Linked DNA regions of Homo sapiens: region 1 is linked to region 2. A link is a loop called in an ENCODE intact Hi-C map of the cell type or tissue named here. Cell type or tissue: Caco-2. All regions are shown on one strand. Links, peaks and the distances in the headings refer to the core of each region. The heading gives the core; the rest is flanking DNA.

Region 1 (3,681 bases), core at 587-3,086, 91 kb before region 2:
AAAAAAAAAAAAAAAAGCAAGTGAAAGGGAAATGCAGAGTTTCTCACACAAACCTTGAGAAAATTTTTGGCCTTGCCAGAAATGTTAAATGAAGTTCTTCAGAGAGAAAAAAAAGTGATATAGGTCAGAAACTTGACTCTACGTGATTAAAGAAAGAGTATTAGAGAAGGAATAAATGAAAGTAATTACAAATTTTTATTTTCATTTTTAATTGATCTAATATAGTGGCGGTTTGTTCAAAATAATATCAGGAGCTAGACATATATGCCTTATTAGCATTGTGAAATGCTGTATATTAGCATTGTGAAACAAATGACAGCAAAGATACAAGGAAAGAGAGGGAGGAATTAGCATTATTTTGTTCTTATACAGTATTCACACTAGTCATGAAGCGCTAGAGTGTTATTTCAAAGTGGACTTGGATTAGTTGTAAATGTATGTTGCAAACTCTAGGGCAACAATTTAAAAAAAGTAAGAAAATGAAATATAATTGCTATGCTAAGAAAAAGGAGAGAAAATGAAATTATATAAAATGTTTAATTAAAACTACAAATGGCAGAAAAATAGTAAGAGACAAAAATAGAAACAAAGGAAGCTGGGCAATGAATAAAATACAGTAACAAATATGATAGATATTAATGCAAATATATTAATAATTACTTTAAACATTAATGATCTAAATACTAGTTAAAAGACAAAGATTGTCAGAGTGGACCATAACACAAAACCCAACTACATGTTGTCCACAAGAAACCCACTTTAAATTTAGAGATACATACAGATTAAAATTAAACGGATGGAGAAAGATATGCCAATATGCCATGCCAGCACTAACAAAAAGAAACTAGGAGTAACTATATCAATTTCAGAAAGAGCAGATTCCTGAGTAAGGAAAATTATCTGAGACAAAGAAGGGCATTTTGCAACAATAGAACAGTCAATTCTTCAAGAATACATAATAACCCTGTGCATGCCCCTACTAGCAAGGCATCAAAATATGTGAGGCAACAACGGGTAGAACTGCAAGAAGTAATGGATGACTTCACTATTATAGTTGGAGAGGTCAACACCTCTATTAGGAACTAACGAATGCAGCAGGCAAAAAACCAATAAGGATATAGCAGAACTCAATATCACCATCAACGAACAGGATATAATTGACATCTGTAGACTGCTGCATCCAATAACAGCAGAATACACATTCTTCTCAAGATCACATGAAATATTCACTACTATGAATTACATTCTGGGTCATAAAACACACCTTAATAAATTTAAAACAATGGAAATTATACAATATATGATCTCAGAACTAAACTAGAAATCAAATAAGTAAAAATTAGTTGAAAAATCCCCAAATACATGGAGATTAAACAACACACTTCTAAAAGACACATGAGTCAAGTAAGGAATCTAAAGAAAAATTTAAAAACATTTTGATCTAAATGAAAAGGAATATACAACTTATCAAAATTTGTAGAATGCAGTGAAAGCAGTGCCTAGAGGCAACTTTATAGTATAGATTACACACATTACAAAAGACAAAAGATCTGAAATCAATCATCTAAGCTTCCACTTTGGGAAACCAAAAAAAAGAAGAGTGAATTAAATCTAAAATACACAGAAAAAAAGATAGGAAATCAATAGAGAAAATCAATGAAACTAAAAGCTGATTCTTTGAAAAGATCAATAAAATTGATAAGCCTGCCCCCAGGCTAACTTAAAAAAGAAAAGAAAAGATACAAATTACTAATATCAGAAATGAAAGAGGGGATGGATATCACTACAAATCCTATGAACACTAAAAGGATGATAAAGAAATATTACAAACAACTCTGCCTACAGATTTGATAATCTAGATGAAGAGAGCTCCCTGAAAGACATGATCTGCCAAAATTCACACAAGAAGAAACAAACAATCTGGATAGGCCTAAAGATTCTGAATCAGGCCAGGTGTGATGGCTCATGCATGTAATCCTAGCACTTTGAGAGACTGAGGCGGGAGGATCATTTGAGCCAGGAATTTGAGACCAGCTTGGGCAACATAGAGAGATCCCATCTCTACAAATGCTTTTTTTAAAATTAGCCCGACATGGTAGCTATAGTCCCAACTACTCAGGAGGCTGAGATGGGAGAATTGCTTGAGCCTGGGAGGTCAAGGCTGCAGTGAACCATGATTGTGCTACTGCACCCCAGCTTGGGTGACAAAGTGAGACTCTGTCTCAATAAAAGAGAGAAAATATATGAATTAGTAATTAATAACTTTCTAATACCAATAATACCCTAGATGGGTTCACTGGTGAATTATATCAAACATTTAAGAAAGAAATTATATCAATTCTCTACAATCTGTCTTGGAATTCAAAAGCAGAATTCTAACTCATTCTGAGGCCAGCATTGCCTTGATGCCAAGAAAGGACAAAAACATTATAAGAAAAGAAAACTAGAGACCAATATGTCTCATGAACATAAATGCAAAATCCTCAAAAAAAAAATTAAATCCAATAATGTATAAAAAATTACACATCAAAACAAGTGGGATATATTCCAGGTATGCAAGGCTGATTCAACATTTTAAAATCAATTAACATAATTCACCACACCGACAGGTTAAAGAGGAAAAATGATATGGTCATATCAATAGACACAGAAAAATTTTTGACAAAATTCAACATGAATTCATGCTAAAAATTCCAGCTAACCATAGTACTTAATGGTGAAAAACTCAACACTCTCTCACTAAGATTAGGAACCAGGCAAGGAGGTCCCCTTTTACCACTCCTTTTTAAGATCATATTGGAAATCTTAGCTAATGCAATAAAACAAGAAAAAGAAATAAAAGATATACATATTTAAAACTGTCTTTATTTGGAAATGACATGATGTCTATGTATAAAATCTCAAAGAATCAGAGAAAATACTCCTGGAACTAATAAGCAATTATAGCAAGGTTATAAGATATAAGGTGAATATACAAAAGTCAATAACTTTCATATATGCCAGCCATAAACAACTGAAATACAAAATTAAAAATACAATACTATTTACACTAGCACCCCAAAAATAAAACACTTAGGTACAACTCTAACAAAACATACCCAAAAACTGTATGAGAGAACTACAAAACTGTGATGAATAAAATAAATGAACTAAATAAATGGGGGAACAGTGCATGTTGATGGATAGGAAGATTCAATATTGTCAAGATATCAGTTTCCGCCCAACTTGATCTGTGGATTCAGCACAATTCCAGTGAAAATCTCAACTAGTTATTTTGTGGATATTGACAAACCGATTCTATGGAGAGGCAAAAGGCCTAGAATAACAAAATCAGAGAATTGAAACTACCTTACTTTAAGACTTACTGTAAAGAAACAGTAATCAAGACAGTGTGGTATCGTTAAAAGAACAGACAAATAGGAAAATGGAATAAAAAGGAATAGAATAGAGAGCCCAGAAGTAGACATAAATTTAGTAAAGGTGTCTTTGATGAAGAAACTAAGGAAATACGGTGGAAAAATATTTTCTTTTCAACAAATAGTGTTGGAACAACTGGAGATCCACGTGGAGAAAAATGAATCCAGACACAGGCTTTCCTTACACTTTTCACAAAAATTAGCTCAAAGTGAATCGTATACCTATATGCGAAACACAAAATTATGAAATACCTAGAAATAACAT
Region 2 (3,681 bases), core at 606-3,105:
GCTGCAGCAAATACATAAGCAAATGTAAGACAGTGAGATTGTCAGAGATTTTTGAACCACAGCGACTCCATTTTGAGTGAAGGCTGGAGAAATGAGGTTGAGACTTGCTGGGCTGCATTCTCAGAAAGTTAGGCATTCCTGGCCTCTAGATGTTTATGGTTAAGGGAAAAAACTAATAATGTTTACTAAACAGACCAGACTTGAGAGTGTCCAGATATTCTGATATCTGGACAACAAAGGCATTCCTAATTTTGCTTTAAAGATAATAATATAAATTATTGCAAAATATAATAATTAAGACAAGTAATCCTTTATCACAAACGCTTGTAGCAGAGCACATCTCCTCATATATACAAGCATTGTATTTAGGGTGGATGCCTTCCTCCTCTTGCTTTAGGGAACATCCTGCTCTGTCTATGGAGTAGCTGTCCTTTCACCACTTTACTTTCTTAATAACCTTGCTTTTATTTGCACTGCAGACTCGCCCTGAATTCTTTCTTGCGCAAGATCCAAGAACCCTCTCTTGGGGTCTGGATCAGGACCCCTTTCCTGTAACAAGATTACTAATAGAATTAGAGAAAAATCATCTGACAACACCATAAATGCCTTCTGTTGAGAGACTGGAGATGAAAGAGCACACAGAAGAGTAAAGAATGCCATCATATTCCCACAAAATGTTTGAACAAAGTTTTGAGAAATGACTAGGAGTTCTCCAGTCAGGGCACACAGCTGGGGGTGGGGCATACAAGGAAGAAAAAGCAGCAAGTGGGAAGGTAAGGAGACCTGGAGAACCCTGGCATTCTGAGAAAGTCATAGTTGGCTGTAATAGAGACTCTGTTTGGGGGCATAAGAGGAGACGAGGGTGGAAAGGTACTCAGGGGTCAGAGAACAAAACAGATGATGTGTTTGAGCTTCCCTTTTGCCTGCTGAAAGTTTGCTGAAAAATCATCTGATAAAAGGCAGATTAATAAGGGGAAAGGCATATGAATTTATTAGTCTGCAGAGGGGAATATCACAGAATGATTACCCAATATTCCACAGAGGCCCAGGTACTTACATAGCTAATTTAGGGGGTTGGGAAATGTAGGTAATTCTATTGAGGGGCGATAAATGATTACTAGGAAAAAATAAATGGATCAGAGAATGAATATCAACTTGTAAATACTTTGCTTTGGAAATTGAATGAGCCTGACAGCCAGACATTATCTTGTGAAAGGGATTGTTCAGGTGTGGTTAGATTCTTCACCAGATGAGATAACAGTGAGGAGAAAGAAAAATAATTATTTTCCTTGGTGGGCACCTTGGGTCTTCATGTAGGTAGGGGAAAATTCTGGAAACCACCTTTGCAAAAAAAAAAATTATGATCTCAGGTGAAATATGACATAGCTAACTGCATCTTTCTTCTAACCTCACTAGCTCACTACTTTGTTAACTTTAAAACATAGATGATAACAGTCCCTTCCCAAAACAAACCCTCTCCTTACTTGGGGACCAAAACTGTCCTTGTAAGACTAATGAAAGCCCACAAGTTTAGGATTTGGGAGGGGCCTGAATTCTGCCAAGATGTAGGTGTAGCTTAAAGATAACCAGTCATTGTTCCTAGAATTTCTTACTGTTTAATAACCATGCAGTTGGAGGTCACAAGGTTTGTAACTTCCCCAATTGCTTCTCTAGATGACATCACTGTCAGAGACGTTTGAACCAGAGCAACTCCATCTTGAATGGGGGCTGGGTAAAATAAGGCTGAGACCTGCTGGGCTGCATTCCCAGGAGGTGAGGTATTCTAAGTCACAGGATGAGATAGGAGGTCAGTACAATATACAGGTCATAAACACCTTGCTGATAAAACAGGTTGTGGTAAAGAAGCTGGCCAAAACCCACCAAAACCAAGATGGCAATGACAGTGACCTCTGGTCATCCTCACTGGTCATTGTATGCTAATTGTAATGTATTAGCATGCTAAAAGACATTCTCACCAGCACCATGACAGTTTACAGATGCCATGGCAACATCAAACAGTTATCCTTTATGGTCTAAAATGGAACTCTCAGTTCTGGGAATTGCCCACACTTTTCTGGGGAAACTCATGAATAATCCACCCCTTGTTTGGCACATAACCTAGAAGTAACAATAAGTATCTTTGGTCAAGCAGCCCAAGCTGCTGCTTTACCTATGGAGTAGCCATTCTTAATAAATTTGCTTTCACTTCATGAACTCACCCAGAATTCTTTCTTGTGCAAGATCCAAGAACCCTCACTTGGGGTCTGGACTGGAACACCTTTCCAGTAACATCTTTCTGGTGACGACAAAGGGACGATAATGAAGAGACCCCTGACCCAAAGGAAAATTGTCTGAATGCCCCAACTGGCCAACTTTGGGTTAGTGGGGTACATTTACACGGGTAGAGGATGGGATTGAGTTAGAGGCCCAACTTAGGAGAGTTAGAGTCTCTCCTAAGACGAAGAGAGTTAAAGGCCCCTTTTAATAAAAGGAAGGACACTTGACCAAACTTGGGTTTAAGGCCCAACTTAGGAAGATTAGAGTCACTTCTAAAATTTCAGGGATTAGAGGCCCCTCTCAGTAAGGTCCCTCTCAGCTAAGAAAGGATTTGGCACTATGGGATGTTAACTAGTATTTTCTTTGGATTAATCTGCCTTGTACTCTTTGCTGATGACTATGGGTGATAGGATTAGGCATGTACAGGAACACAGGGCATGGGGAGCTTTTGCTTTCCCAAAAGGGGAAACCTGAGAACTGATGAGACTGCTGGAAAAGATCCCCTGTGAGCGGCCACCTGAACTTTACAGTGTCACTGCGATGGGTGGGTCTTTCTCTGGCCTCTCTGAGAATGCTTTTCTCCCTTTCTCTTCTTTGCCTTTGTTATGTTTTCTGCTACTCAGGGTGACCATCTTGCCCAGAGATCACATGTCGAAGAATGTCCTTGAAAGCTTGACCTTTTAACCATGTGGTGGTACCTTCTCTCTGCCACCTGGAGGACAGAAATTTTGGGGTTCATGTCATAGCCCTAAAAATTATATTGAGCAGTTAAAAGCCTTTGCAAGCTCAGAATTGACTGCTCTAGGCTCCTTCTGGGAAGGGCAATGGAAACTGTCTAATAGCTGTAGCTCAGTAGCTAAGGCTTTGTCTTTTCACAATGGTGGCCTGGGTTCAGGGTTCAGTTCCTGACTTAGGGAATGAGTCCTTCCTAATTGATATATGTGTGACCTTCACCACCTGTTAATTCTCTTCTCATCCATGAACCATCTTGAATTTTTCTTTCTCTGAGCACCTGGGTGGTTACTTTTGGTAAAATTTAAAAGCCAGAAATATTGGACTTTTTGTCTGGCTGAAGTTAGGTAATAAGAAATTTGAAAGAATTTTTTTTTAAGAGCACTATGGTTAAAAGTCAGCTTAATTAAAAGCAGCTATTCAAGCTCTAACAGCCTGGAACTCCTTGGAAAAAAACAGAGGAGGTGGCATAGACCCTGTTTTGGGAAAAACATCTGCTTTCCTCATGAAACCTCAAGAATTGAAAGTGGATAGATCTCTCTCAAAAATCTAAGGCTCTGATCTGTTTTGCATGCATTATCTGATGTTTTTGACTTTTGGGGATATCAGAAATTACTTTGCATTATGAAAGAACTTTGGTGTGTAATAACTACTACGTAGGAAATATACTTT

The links. Hi-C counts contacts between places; a loop is a spot of excess contacts. Peaks named below come from ENCODE experiments on the same cell type or tissue, not always from the same donor. Only the 100,000 strongest peaks of a DNase experiment are listed, where the experiment ranks them.
Region 1: it touches region 2 in a loop (4-fold over the local background); 1 of 110 quality-filtered maps calls a loop at or near these places.

Annotation. Positions count from the first base shown.
Region 1 is chr7:41,840,460-41,844,140 of GRCh38, reverse strand. No RefSeq gene overlaps it. Among named protein-coding and RNA genes, the nearest start is that of INHBA, 140 kb to the right of the region's middle. In Caco-2, for the core only: no CTCF peak of the experiment used is centred there; no DNase peak of the experiment used is centred there.
Region 2 is chr7:41,749,235-41,752,915 of GRCh38, reverse strand. The region is part of intron 2 of INHBA-AS1 (INHBA antisense RNA 1); the gene reads right to left. Among named protein-coding and RNA genes, the nearest start is that of INHBA, 48 kb to the right of the region's middle. In Caco-2, for the core only: no CTCF peak of the experiment used is centred there; a DNase peak (open chromatin) is centred at 1,765.